Regions from separate parts of the Homo sapiens genome. Here region 2 is linked to region 1. A link is a loop called in an ENCODE intact Hi-C map of the cell type or tissue named here. Cell type or tissue: endothelial cell of umbilical vein. All regions are shown on one strand. Each heading gives the region's core, and the rest is flanking DNA. Links, peaks and the distances in the headings are about the cores only.

Region 1 (7,677 bases), core at 1,521-6,520:
CACTCTGTTGCCCAGGCAGGAGTGGTGCAGTAGGGCAATCATGGTTCATTGCAGCCTCGACTGCATGGGCTCAAGCTATCCTCCCACCTCAGCCTCCCAAGTTGCTGGTGTGTGCCACCATGCCCAGCTAATCTATTAATTTTTATTTGGAAATTTTAATTTGTGCTGACAATGAATTTAGAAAATTTCTTTTTTGAATGTTTCATGTGTAAATACAGACAATCTCTGACTTACAATGGTTCGACTTACAATTTTTCAACTTTATGATGATGCAAAAGTGATACACATTCAGTAGCAACCTTACTTTGAATTTCAATCTTTTCCTAGGGTAGCGATACTCAGTATGATCCTCTAGTGATGCTGGGCAGTGGCAGTGAGCAGCAGTTTCCAATCAGCCATGCAATCATGAGAGTAAACAACTGATACTCCAAAGGGTATTCTGTTGCCAGCAATTTTTGGATATTGTGTTTTGTGTTTTTGCATCCCATCATGTCTACAAAATGTCCAACTGTGTCTCCTCCCTCCGGTAAGAAGAAAAAGAGCATGTTTAAAGTACGATAGGTGAAGCAATGATGTTCAGTAGGTTAGGCATACTAAATGCATTTTTAACTTGTAATATTTTCAACTTACCATGAGTTTATTGGGACATAACCCCTTCATAAGTAGAGGAACATCTGTATACATGTGCATGTTCTCGTTTTATGGATGTAATGTGTTATATTTCTGAGTTATTACTTTTCTTAGTTTTCTGCTGCTCCTTTCGTTCTCTATTTCCACAATTGTTTTTCTTCATTTTGTCTGTCTTTTGTATTAGAGACTTTCTTCAAATGTTAGTGATCATTGGGTGTCAACTCATATTTAAGAGTGAGGAACTACAAAGTGAATTGGAACTCAATATTCATTGATGGGGCTTGGAAACTGGGAGCTATTAGGGGAGACGTAGTCCTTTCTTTGGTGGTCTTTTCCCTTGTAACCTGTCATTTCTTTTTTAAAAACCTTTTATTTTAGGTTCAGGAGTTCATGTGCAGGTTTGTTATGTAAGTAAACTTGTGCTTGTTGTATAGATTATTTCATCCCCCAAGTGCTAAGCCTACTACTCAATAGTTATTTTTTTTCTGATCATCTGCCTCCTCCCACCCTCCACCCTCAAGTAGAACCCAGTGTCTGTTGTTCCCTTCTTTATGACCATGAGTTCTCATCATTTAGCTCCCACTGATAAGGGAGAACATACAGTATTTCAGTCACTTCCACCTGAGAGAAACTTCTCAGTTGTGAGTTGAGATTGGGCAAGGATTAAGCATATTTGCTACAGTTCTGGGACATGAGAAGAGAAAGTCGAAGGAGTGGTTCTCACCTCTCAGTAAGTAAACTTATGTTACTCCTACCCACAAGGTATTCATGATGTCCCCAAGTGCAGAGTTAGTCTGTATGTTTCAGGTTCTCCAGCAAGTAATATCCAGAGATCTGCTGAGGCTCAGGAGAGGAGGTCTCATGGCTATTTGGGGTAGGGAAGGGATGAAGGGGTTTAACTGATTTTTAAAAATACCTACAATCAGAACTTGCCCTGCCTTTCTGTCTTCAGAGCTACCAGTTACCTTTAATATTTGAGTTACGATGAGAGCAATCATTTTGTTTCTGTTTCTAAGGAGCTTCACGCGCATACTGGCCTAAGTTTCAGCCTTTTCTGGTCTGCTGTGTCAATTACCACCTGCTCTCCAATTTCAAAATGTTGTTGACATATGCTATTCTTTTCTCCAATTCTTTTCGTGTGTGTGTGTGTGTGTGTGTTGGTCTTTTAATTTCTATACCACCCTTTCAGTAGAGTTTTGAAAGGGAATGGAGATAAATGCATAATTCCATCTATTACAGCCGTGAAAACACACTTCTAAGTTGTCCTGCTGCAGGAAACATAATTGACAAAGGGCCTCAGCTGTTATGCTCTGAAACCCAACACTATGTTTGGGAGGTGGCTGTGCTTTCCCATGAGATGCTCCTACTCAGTGACAAAGTGTGGCAGGGATACGAAGGCAGGACTATTCCTGGGAGATGTGATGCTCCTGTAATGGACAGTGTTGGCCAGAGGATTCTCCACTGGTTTTGTCAAAATTTTCTCAGAAATGCATTACAGTCAAGGGCCTTCCTTCCTTCCTCCCTCTCTCCCCTTCTCCATCCTTCCCTTTTCCTTCCTTCCTTCCTTCCTTCTTTCCTTCCTTCCCAGGGATCACAATCGTATCATGGTCTGATACTTCTTCCTAAGGCAAAAATTGATGAAAATAGCCAGTAACTATTATAAAGTGTATGTCTTTTCAGTCTTTTGATTAATGTCTTATTTTATTTCTGGGACCTTAAGCTATATCTATGCTTCTGTTCAATTATGTGTCGATTTTCTTTAGGGATATCCATTATGCATATTTAATCTTCATTTTTATCTCTAGATTTATCATTTTTCTTTAATCTTATTTATTTTTGAAATCTTCTCCTTTATATGCTATGCTTTCAGTAGTAACTATTCTCCTTTATTCTACTTTAACTCTCATTTTGAATGAGATTTTACTTCTCTTTTCCACTCATCTTTGATTTTTTTCTCTTCTCAGCACATTTCCTCCCAAACTCTTTAGATGTATTTTGAGTCATCATTTTATATAAGTATTTCTTTCATTAAATGTTTTAAATTCATGGCAATATATTTGGTAATACTTTTCTTCTGGTTCATAACAAAAATCTTCTGGGATATATTCTTCATCTGCCATTTGTACTATTTGTTTTCCCCATTCCTTCAACAGTTTTTTCTTTTCTTTTTCTTTTTTTTTTTTTTTGAAGTAATTCCATAGATTCAGTGTGCTTACTTTGTGGTAATACTCAACTTTGAATGACGGAAATTCCTTATGAATTGGGTATTTGCACGTTGCTCATAGCACAGCGGCAGTGCTGTGAGTTCTGATTTGGAATTACAGCTCTGCCACATAATAGCTGCATGACTCTATTTCTGCAGTAAAGGGCTAATCATAATAGCATTTATCTCACTGAGTGCTGTAATGGCTAATACAGGAGGTCAATCCCTGAAAAGGCATGCAGATAATGCATGTACATGTGGCATTGTAAGAATACGGTAAATACTACCTTTTTTAAAAGTCATCTCAGAGTGTCTTTTTGCACTTCCACTTTATCTTGCCTGTATCTGGCATTTCTTCCTCCCTTCCTACAGCTCAAAGTTACATCTACCTGCTAAAGTTGTGGGAGATAACGTTAGTATTTCTGGTTTTTCTTTCTCCTTGTTTTTGAATGATTTCTTATAGGAAAAAGGAGTTGTGGGCGGGGGGCAATCCTGTCTTTAGTCACCATTTCTAAGTATCAACCAGGACTTGACACTTAAATTGAGGCATGAAGGATGAGTGGGAATAAAGTAACTGAGGTAGGGACAGGTAGGGGAACATGCTAGAAGAGGAAAATGCATGTGGCTCCTGTGACATGGGAAGGAGCTGTGAAATTTGAAGCACTGAAATGATTGCATGGCTGTAATATAAGGAGGGAAAAGGAGAATGGGATAAGATGAGGCTGGTAAGTAGGCAGCCATTCACATGGTTTTCCATCAACACTTCACCCCTCGGTGCAGCTAAACACAGTACTTAAGACAACTCGTTTTATGCTCCTCAATTTTTGGTTGAATAAGGAAGGACTCATGGAGAGGAAATGGGACAGACTTTGAGTCGCCTTTGGGGCTGGGTTTCAAGGCCAAACTTTAAAATTTATCAGTTATCTCTTCTTAAAGAGAAGATTGATCACTGCCACTTTATTGTATGATAATCCAGGTTACCTCCGACAATGTCTATGTTGCAAACATTCCTATATCCATTTATGGAGCAAAACATTCCAAGGTTTTTGATTCCAATTTAAAAATAAAATCATAAATATATTTTGCTTTTAATTTTTGTAGCTTTTTGCTTATAAAAAACATTGCACTACTATTAATAGAATTCTAAAGGAAAGAAAAAAAAGTTTAACCACAAGCACACCCAAGCCAACATATCACACTGTTTCCATATTTATTCATGTTTTCTTACGAATATATTTTAGAATAATTGCAGAACAGTGAATATTTAAATAAATAATAAAACAATTCAGAGGAGTTACTGTAGAAGTGGTTATTTCTGTTCTGGTGATCTAAGCTAGTTTATGTAGTTTTATAGAAAGGCAAATTGGAATGTCTTTAAATAAGTTGCAGACTTGCACACTAACATTAACCCACTATCTAGTTTGATTGTGAAGTATAATCTTAGGTACCATTGTCTCTATATTTGATCCCTCTGGCACCACATTCTGAAAGTAGTAAAGAAGAATGATGATTGAAGTTTTTGTTTGTTTAGTTTTGGTTTTAACAGGAACTTAATATTACAAAAGTGTAACTTAAGTAAGATTGATCTGATACCAGGTGGTATGTGAGAGACTAGAAACAGGAAGATAAGTAGGAAGCTATTTCAAATACCCCAGGCATGAGGTAACAAAGGAAACATTACAGTAGTTGAAGTGGAAATACAAAGGATACTTGGGTACATGATAGAAATAAGAAACGCAGAGGGGAAGTGATTTGCAGGAAATGATGACAAGCTTGTTTCAAATATGTCAGATTTGGGACGCGCAAGTAGATACTTTGTGAAAATAGAGCTATGAAACTAGAGCACAGGTAAGATGCCATGTTAGACTTGCTCTTTTGGTGATCTTCATAGTGAAGAGTTGAGGCTAACAAAGTAGATGAGGTCTCTAAGGTACTACTATGATTCAAGAAGAGGTAAAAGATAAAAAAGACATCAACCAGGATGAAAACTAATGGGCCTATTGTATTTAGGAGATTATTTAATAATCAAATGGCAGGTAATAACAGATGTCATGTATACAACTTATTTGAAGTATTTGGAAGAAATAGAAGAGACATGGAGGAGCCAGCAAAGCCATGTGTATTAATGTTTTCTTCTCCACATTAGAGAATATCGATGCAGGAAAAGTTCAAAGAGTAAAAATATGAATAAAGGAAGAATAAAGAGGAGAAAACTCTACCTCAGTGTTAAATGAATTGAATAAAATCTAGTAGAGTGGATCCCAAAGCTATTTTGGCAGTAAACAAACAGGAAAAAAGTGCAATCTTCTGACATAAATGTTAACAGATCTGCCAAGGAATGAAAAATGAGGATTAAGGAAAGAATAATATAGCACTTGTTCTAACCCAGTGGGTCTCGACCAGGACTGATTTTTTGCCACTCAAGGGACATTTGGCAATGTCTGGAGACATATTTTGTTCTTACAAGTGGGGCATATTCTACTAGTAGGTAGAGGCCAGGGATGCCGTTAAATAACCAACATTACTCAGGGCAAAAACAAGGAAGTATTTGAACCAAAAAGTCAATAGCCTCAAAGTTGAGAAACCTTGATCTAACCCATTCAACACGTCAGAAACAGTACTGGTGAGTCAACAAATCCTGAGAGTTTCCACTGATACTGTAAGAGTAGGAGAGAAGATTGGTTGAATTTTGTACTTTACCTCTCCCTTTGAAAAATTATTTTATGTTAGAATGCATGCATGTACGAAAGTTACATAGCAAGAAGTAGGTAAAACAAAGTACAGTGTCACCTTGAACATGGGTTTGAACTATGTGGGTCTGCTTATACAGAAATTTTCTTCTTCCTCTGTCTTCTCTGAAACACAGCAAGACCAACCCTCTTCTTCCTCCTCAGCCTAATCCATGGGAAATGATGAGGATAAAGCCTTTATGATGATCCACTTCCACTTAATGAATAGTAAATATATTTTCTCTTCTTTATGATTTTCTTAATAACATTTTCTTTTCTTTAGCTATATATATAGATATATATAACATATATATAAAATATGTATAACATAAAAACATATGAATCAATGGTTTATGTTATCAGTAAGGCTTTAAGGTTTCTGGTCAACAGTAGGATATTAGTAGTTAAGTTTGGGGGAGTCAAAAGTTATGTGCAGATTTTTGACTGCACAGGGGGCTGGCACGCTTAACTCCCACATTGTTAGAAGATCAACGGTAATAAAATAACCAGAAGAGACTCTCTCAGACATAAGTTCTCATGTGGAGAAATATGCAAGGGTATCTTCCAATATGAAAGCTAGGAACAAAGTTTAAAGACAAAACAAACTACAGTTTCTCTAATTAAGGCAATTCACAATTGCACAGAGCTCTCCTGCTACCACGTTTCTATAACATCAGGTTATAGAAAAGTGGATTGAACTCAATATCCAGCTCTCACATTGTTGTTGAAAAAGGAAGACACAGGACAATTTGGAGTAGACAACCTTCTCCCTATTCTTCCCACTTTACAGCTAAAATTTCCAGACATTACATACGAAACAAACAAAACATAATGCTGAAAGGTGGAAAGAAGAGAAACAACTGAATAGGGATTTAGAAACCTGAAAAAAGACAGAGAGGTGAGTTCCCTGGGTTTCTTTTTTGCTTCATGTATCCCATACTGGGTTAGGGACAAGCTGGCAACTCAGAAATCACAATGGGCACAGACAGAAACAAACAATAAACAACAAGAAAAGGTGACTCTGTCTAGTCAAAGGATGGTGAAAGGGACAGTTTAGTAAGATAGAAAACTTTCAGACAATAACTAACTCCTCTAACCCAACCAAACATTCTGAAAAAACTGCAGCTTCATGGCTAGCACATCAGCAAAAGCTGAGTCAGGACCCTGAACTTTCACACAGCAAGGAGCCATGCCCTACGACAAGGGGTGTCAGTAGAGACCAAATTGGGAGCCTAAAACTTCCAAACGAACCTAGTAGTAATGAGGCATTCCTCCCCTTTCCCACCAGCATGATGTCAGAGAAGGCCAAGTGAGAAGTCCGACTTTCACCAACTTCCAATGGTAAAAAAATCCCCCAACTCAGTGTCAGCAGAGACCATGTGGGGAAAAGTAACAAGGTGTCCTTCACCCTCCCAGTCAGGGTGGAAGGCCTAGTGGGAAGTTTGCACTTCCAACACTGCCAGCACTAATGAGGATCCCTTCCGTCTTCCTCTGGCATGTTGCGTGGGGGATTTAGACTTCTCCCACCTGACAGAAACAAGGTACCATCTCCCTTCTCCCACCAGTGGAGTGTCACAGGAGGTCTGTTGAAACAGAAAACTTAAATAATATCCAAAGTGTCATAACATAATACCAAAAGTGTCCAAGAAACAATCAAGAATCACTCGTCATATCAGGAACCAAGAAAATCTCAAGTTGAATAAGAAAAGACAACCAGCAGACACCATGCTGATGTTGGAATTATCTGACAAGGAGTTTAAAGCAGCCATCATAAAAATGCTTCAACAAGAAATTATGAACATGTTTGAAACACAAAAGGAAGCCTTGGCAAAGAAATAGAAGATATAAAGAAGAATCAAATAAAAATTTTAGAACTGAAAAGTAAAATAACCAAAATTTAAAAGCTCATTGGATTGGCTCAACAGAAGAATGAATAGGACAAGAGAAAGAATCAGTAAACTTTAAGACAGTACAATAGAAATTACTCAATCTAAAAAATAAAGAGTAAATAGACTGAAAACAAACAAAGAGAGCTTCAGGGACATATTGGACTCTAACAAAAGATCTAACAATTGTGTCATTGGAGTCCTAAAAGAATTGGTGAAAAAGGGTGGG
Region 2 (7,677 bases), core at 1,236-6,235, 100 kb after region 1:
CACCCTAATAACCTTATCTTAATTTGGTTACATCTGCAAAGACCCTATTTTCAAAAAGGTCAAATTCACAGGTACCAGGGCTTAGGACTTCAACTTAACTTTTAAGATGACAAAATTCAACACAAAACAGTCCCTGACGGCATTCTGAAGTTGCTTTACCAGCTGGATTTTCTACCTTTGAACTTATGACAAGAGAAACACAAAGGTTCCAATTTGTTTAAGCCTCTATATATTCAGGGTTTTCTGTATTCACAACAGAACTTAATTCCTTACTGATATGAAACTTCTAAGTGAGGGCTCTGGAAATTTAAAAATGATCTGCCATGTGGTTCCTACCTATTTAGAGGCTAGTTTGTAACTTTTTAAAGACAGAGACCATTATTCTCTTGTTTGGGAGTGGGAGGAGGTTGGGCAGGGACCGCTGCTTAGCTAAGATTTTTCTACTAATAATTTAAAGATCAACCTTGTTTTTAAAGTAAAGTTTGCCAGATACTGAAAAGGTCAGTGGACATGCATTCAGCAGCCAAATTTAGGCCCTAATCCTGCCCTGGACTCACACCCATCTCAGATATATCTTTGTCAGTCACCACTACATACCTCAGTGAATGAGAATATAAATGTAGCTTTTGTGCTTATGTTACCAGAAGCACAGTTTACTTGTCCAACACAATCATGTTCAATTTTATGATACCATCTTTCTGCCAGGTGTGGAGCTTGGAAATATATGTGCCAGAAAACACGTTAGGCAGCCAACACTGAAATTTGTCTTAATTTTGAGAGAGTTGCTAGGAGTTCTTAGACCATTTTCATGGCATGCATACCAGGAACATAAGCATGATTCACTCAAGTTATTTCTGGGCTCCAGCAGTAAGGACAAGCAATTGCTTCCATCATCTCTGTTAGTCAGAGAGCCCTGAATTGTTCACTTTACTTCTTGCAGGCTCAAGAAGGGCGGACATCAGAGTAATATCAGAGTCAATAGATATTTCCATCACTTCTTCTTAAGAAAGATGAAGGTTAAATGATGAGTGAGGACTTTCCATTCTTCCTTTCTTCAGAAAACATTTATTGAGTGCCTATCTAATGTCAGACTAATGGCAAGCACTGAGGACCAAACAAGTAAAAGACAATTCTTACCTTCTAGTGGCCTACAGTTAAGATACAGAGAGAGCGCAGTGGCTCACGCCTGTAATTCCAGCACTTTAGGAGGCCGAGGCGGGCAGATTGCTTGAGGTCAGGAGTTCGAGACCAACCTGGCCAACATGGTGAAGCCCCGTCTCTACTAAAAATACAACAAATTAGCCAGGCATGGTAGAGCACACCTGTAATCCCAGCTACTTGGGAGGCTGAGGAAGGAGAATTGCTTGAACCCGGGAGGTGGAGATTGCACTGAGCTGAAATTGCACTGCTGCCCTCCAGCCTGGGTGACACACCAAGACTCTGTCTCAGAAAAAAAAAAAAAAAAGATACAGAGGTAGACAAATCAACAGAAAATCCTAAGCCACTTTAATAAGTGTCTAATAAGTGTTTAATAGGTAGGTTTAAGAACAGAGTATTAGGGAAGCACACAGACAGGGCAATTAACTCTTTTTGGGGCAGTCATGTAGAAAGAATATGGTGGTATGCTAGGAGATAGCCAAGTGAGAGGCCACAGCACATGCAAACGCCCAGGAGTAAGAGAGTGTATGGCATATGTGGAGACCTGCATGGAGTTTGCTATGGTGGGCTAGGAGGTAGGGAATGTCAGCGAAACCAAATGAAAGGTGGTCCATATTTTGAAAGTGTTGGAAAGTCACAGAAGGGTTGTGAATCAAACAGTTCCATGATCAGGTTTGTGCTTTAGAAAAGATCTCTCTGGCAGCAGTATACAGAATGGATTGGACTAGAACATGCAGAAAACAATAGCAGTCAGCTGTGTTACTCTAAGAGAGGGGAACTAGGGAGAAGGGAGAAAAGAGACACATTTAAGGAGTAGAATTGATAGTACTTGATGAGTTATCGATTTTGGGCATATGTTGGAATAGCTGGCACGCAAGGATGACACTAAAATTTATGATTTAGTTAACAGGTATATGTGTGTTATGGGGGGAGGGTCTTATAGGTCAGAAATTAGGGAATATGATAAAAATGGTTTGTTCTCTAGTATCAATATTAAAAGCCCACATTCATATGTTTAATAAAGTCACAGAATTCTGATCCTAAACATATTTCTGATATAATAATGTACTGAATTTTTTAAAATATGAAAAGCAAATGTATTTTAAAAACTAGATATTGATGGAGATGAATAATGAAACAAAAATATGTGGGATATAAAAGTCATAACACATGAATCAATAGTTCTCCATTCTCTTCATCTCACATTTTCCTAGAGAATCCCACTCCCTCCCACCACCTAAATTCCAGTCAATCATCCATAGAACCCTGTTTTCTTTTTTGTAGGAAATAAATAAGCAATACTTTGGAGCCGAAAGGAGCTTTAGAGATCATGAAATATGAATTCTGTAAGTTGGAACTACTATATAACAACATTAAAATATTTTAAGATAATAAATATTCAGAATGCCATTATGCTGAAAGACATAGGTGTAATGCAAGAACGTTAGTTATGTTTGGTAACTACTATAAGCAAGGAGATCTTGGACATGCAGTTGTGTGTATTAAATGAGGCAGTATTTGTAAATAACTAAGCATAGTTCTCAATGATTGGTAACTATAACAACAGAGACTATCAGCCAAAATCCATTTTCTACTTTGCTCTGGAAACAAGAGAGCCCAACTAAACTGCGTTTCCCAGCCTTCTTTGCAGTTAGTTAGGTGTAGCCATGAGACAATATTCATCAAAGGAACAGGTGCAGAAATAGGAGTGTTGCTTCCCAGCATGGACCCTAGGATATTGCACAACTCCCCCACACTGTGTCCACTTTCTTTGAGCTGAACATAGGCATGACTGCAACCCAGCAGATAAGGACAATGCTCTAGGGAATGACATGGGAACAAGACAGAAGGAGCCTGGGTCCCTGGGTGGCCACATGGAGCAGAGTTGCCTTCCTCCCTGCCCTGGACTGATACAGAGGAAAGCAAACACTTTTGCCCTTTAAGCCACTGTATTTTCAGGTGTCTCTTTTACAGAAGGATCACGTTTCACCAAAATAATACAGCTTCTTTCTTCTTTCTGCTCTTCTCCAACACGACTATGCTATTTTTGCAGTATTATCTTTCATGGGCATAAATACTTTAAATAGCTGCAATCACAGTATACATGTTATTTTGTACTCTGTTATTTTCATTTTCCATATCACAGCCATGTTCCAGGATTCAAAGTTATCTTCAGTTATTCATTTTAAAACAAAAAAATGGAATTGCTCAGAGAAGACTGGTACAATGAAAAAAGCTAGGGTTTGTTTTTGAGATTCTCCCTTTATGTAATGCCTGTTACATTCACAAGCATATGTAGTGATTAAAGAAGGTTGGAGTTAGGGATTGTTTGTCAAGCAGAAAAATTTTAAAGTACCAATTTGCCAATAGCTGGCTCTTTCAGTTGGATCACTAGAAAATCTGACTCCCTCTCAGTCAACAATTACTCTCTTCCTAAAACAGTCCAACTTCCTAAGTGGAAGTTGAGATCATCCTAAAAGTATCAAGAACTTTTCTTAAGAGCAGATACCTCATTGTGGTTCTTCCCTTTGGGAAGACAATGTGTGCTTTTGATTTTATGACACCTGAAGTATTTGTGATTTTGCTTCCTTGAGAAGCTTAGTGAAAAATTAGTTCAATTTAGCATCATTTCAAAATGGTGAAAGTTTTTAAAATATTCTAGATAATATGGCAAATTAAAGGAGAAAATGAAGTGCCAATGGGACTTAGTTGGCTCTTGCAAAGAAGGAAGTCAACTAAGTAAACCATTTTCAAATCAATTTAAAACCATTTATTAAGCAACAACAGTATGCAAAGCACTATCTTCCCTGTATGCAGGTCATAGCCATTGTCTTTTCAGTCTAATGGGGATGACAGACATAAAATGAATAAAAATTCATGATTGAATAAAATGAACTCTGAATATTTGTATAAGCAAAGCATATTTGATCCACCTTGGAGGGAGAAATTAATGTAATAAATTTTGAGGAAGAGAGAGGGAAATAAGAGGAGGAATGAAAGGGTCTAATTGCAGAGAATATAATCAATGTTTATCTTCCCCCCCAACCATTCCCATTTCTCAACCTCTGAAAGTCACCTTCCTCTAGAATATTTGAGAAAGAGGATGTTTGTCCCTCAGTTTGTTCCTGAATCACCCTCTTTGCAGCTGTTTCTATGAGTCACTTGTTCCTCTCCATTGCCTTCAGCTCTGCCCTGATCCTCTGTCCTGGTGCCACCTGGATGATCTGGGATTCCTTTCTCATGCTATGATGATGATCTCCATGGAAGGATACAGGATCATGCTTCTTTTTGTTGCTCTTCTCTTTAATTCCCCACAATACCACCAACATAGAACTTGTGCATGTCTAATAGACTTAATTAAAGGGTTGGTGAAAAATAGAGGGATTTATAAGACAAGGAGAAAAATTTAAAATTGCATGACAAATATGACAAATCTCACAGCCCAAGTGGGGAAAAAACTGGAAGTCCTTTACCTGTGCCTTCCTGTGGAAATATTCCAGTTCTTAACCTTGCTCCCTTGCTTAAAAGCCCAGCCTTCTCTTGCCCCTTTTAAAAATGCTTAGTTCTTCAGTTCTCCAAATGTAAATCCTTATTCCTACTGTATATATCCCACCCACAGTAGGAGGCTCCCTTCTTTAGTTTTGTTTTGCTTTTAATGAGCAGACTCAGGACAGCCACGGTGGGCTTTGCACCACAAGTCCAATCTCTCTTTTGAAATCTCCGTGACAGTCCAACTTAAAGCTATGCATCCTCATTATTCTTGCAGTTTTCACTGTAACTGTTGGACTAATTACATCCCATATGCCTTTTCCAGTAGAAACAATACTTTCCAAACATAGTATACTCTGATCTATATGAGAGAAGATAAACTGTTTTTAAATGTGAGGTTATCTGCCTAAATTCCCCTGCCCACAATGGAACTAGCACTTTACAAGATAATGCCAAGAAGTTTTGGTCTCTTTTTCCTACTTGCAAACAAAACAATTTCAAGAGGCCTACCTGCACTTCAGAAATAAAGCCCACCATAGTATCTTGCCAAAGGAACCATCTGCCCCAAGGACCGATGTTAGTCACATAGAGATGATGAAGAAGCTTTCTTCTTTGGGCCAGGTTGAATTCATGGGTAGTCTACCTCTTCTCAGTGATCTCCATAAGGGTAAGGGAGACAGTGGGAAAATGCCAATAGATGTGCCATACCAACTTGTATGGCTCCCTGGTGCACAGTGATCTTATACTCTTCTTGCGGTAATAGAATCTCCCCCACTGCCTTTACTCTTAGAAATGGACACATGACCAGCCAATCATGGTACTTCATATTCTTATCCATAGCAATTCGTCCAAGGGTTGGAAACATGATTTAAATCTGGCCAATCAGAGGCCTGCTCCAGGATTTTTTTTTAACCTAAACATTGGATAAAGGAAGCTTGTTTTCCTCTAGGGATGAAGAAAGCCCAGGACTGGGAAAATCTTGTTTTCTAGCATAAAGAAAAAGCTTCTGGAGTTTGAGACCAGCCTGGGCAACACAGCAGAACCTCATCTCCACTAAAAATTTTTTAAAAATTAGCCAAGTCTGGTGGTGTGCACCTGTAGTCCCAGCTACTCAGGAGGCTGAGGTGGGAGGATTGCTTGAGCCCGGGAGATCAAGGCTGCACTGAGCCATGATTGTGCCACTGCACTCCAGCATGGGCAACATAACAAAACCCAGTCTCAAAAAAAAAAAAAAAGGAAACTCCTCGTAGCAAAATAGAATACAACCAACAAGCATAGGGAAACAGAAACAAGATTCAGAAGAGTGTGCTGTTTAGAGTTTGAGTGCCTGGTTCCACTCATGAAGGTCTTCAGCATTCCTGTAGTTCCTGAGAACCATCCTTCAATTCTCTGAGCTATTCCAGTATTCTTTCAATTAAGCTCAAATTTTACTGAAACTGGATTAAGTTGAGTTTATCTTCTTGCAAACGAAGTAGTCCTGGGATTATACTCTATCTAGATCAAATTACTTTCCCTGAGAATGGGAATGAAAATAGGAAGTTACTCCTGCTGTAAACATAAGCAAATCCTATATATGCAATCAGGAAGTCCTTTCTGGCTGATGGCATTATTCTATATATAGCCAACTATGACCCTTAGGAAAACAACTTCTAACATGCTAGCATGATATCACAGATCCTTTATATCCTAGTCAACCAATTGTTAAATACGGCTCTGTGGGAGGCCCTGGCTGGTCCTGCCGGGCCTTGCCACTCCTAATTGCATATGTCACAGGCTTGCCTCCAGAAATAATTGCTATGCATCTATGCATGTGATGTCTAATAATCATTGGGTAATCTGTGATCAATGAAGCAAAATGGTGATATGACATACCAAGAATTGTACTTGGAATATGATCTTTATCCAAGTGATAAAACTTAGTAAAGGCTTTTTTTTCTTCCAACTTTATAAAAATTATGATAGAGCTTTAGGGTAGTGAGGTTGATGAGAAGTTTTATAAGCCTCTAATTGGGGCTTCTGTTGATCTGAGAGAACTAACCATGGCCATACAGATTGCCATTGCCACCAACCCAAGTCTGTCTCCCATGAAAAACCAGGGAGACTCAAGAAACCACATTCAACAAACCCTCTAGCCTAATATTTCTTGATGTTTTCCTACAAGTATTTTATTTTGGTTTCTACAGTATCAATACACAGTAACTTTTTTTTTTTCTGAATTGTTCTTAGTGGGAAAGCTTTTATTATTATTATTATTGGTTAAATGTATTTAGCTGTAATAGGACTATTCAGAATTTTTATTTTTTATTTTTATTTTTTTAAATTTTATTATTATTATACTTTAAGTTTTAGGGTACATGTGCACAATGTGCAGGTTAGTTACATATGTATACATGTGCCATGCTGGTGTGCTGCACCCATTAACTCGTCATTTAGCATTAGGTATATTTGTGTATTGACTCAGAACCTCTGACCCAGTCCTGTGAAAAACCTCTTCAGGACTGTAGAAATGAAGAAATATTGGGAAATTCACAATCCAGTGAAGTCTTTACCAATGTCTAGACCAGAGATAACTGGGTAACTTCTGGATATTCAGCCCAAGGCCCTAGTTGTTACCAAAAGGTAAGAAAACTTTTTTTTTTTTTTGAGACGGACTCTTGCACTGTTGCCCAGGCTTGAGTGCAGTGACACGATCTCAGCTCACCACAACCTCTGCCTCCTGGGTTCAAGTGATTCTCCTGCCTCAGCCTCCTGAGTAGCTGGGACTACAGGCACACGCCACCACGCCTGGCTAATTTTTGTATTTTTTAGTAGAGACGAGGTTTCACCATGTTGCTCAGGCTAGTCTTGAACTCCTGACCTTGTGATCCGCCTGCCTCGGCCTCCCAAAGTGCTGGGATTACAGTTGTAAGCCACCACACCCAGCCAAGAAGTAAGAAATCTTAGTGTCTACATTTTCTATCTTAACTACAATCATATGCTTCGAAAGCAACCTGGTAAATACAAGATAATCCATTCAATTCCAAATATTCA

The links. Peaks named below come from ENCODE experiments on the same cell type or tissue, not always from the same donor. Only the 100,000 strongest peaks of a DNase experiment are listed, where the experiment ranks them.
Region 2: a loop joins it to region 1, with 6 times the contacts of the local background. A loop is called at or near these places in 1 of 110 quality-filtered maps.

Annotation. Positions count from the first base shown.
Region 1 is chr4:145,385,037-145,392,713 of GRCh38, reverse strand. No RefSeq gene overlaps it. Among named protein-coding and RNA genes, the nearest start is that of LINC02266, 48 kb to the right of the region's middle. In endothelial cell of umbilical vein, for the core only: no CTCF peak of the experiment used is centred there; a DNase peak (open chromatin) is centred at 4,423; H3K27ac peaks cover 1,952 bases.
Region 2 is chr4:145,282,781-145,290,457 of GRCh38, reverse strand. No RefSeq gene overlaps it. Among named protein-coding and RNA genes, the nearest start is that of LINC02266, 54 kb to the left of the region's middle. In endothelial cell of umbilical vein, for the core only: no CTCF peak of the experiment used is centred there; a DNase peak (open chromatin) is centred at 4,317; H3K27ac peaks cover 1,946 bases.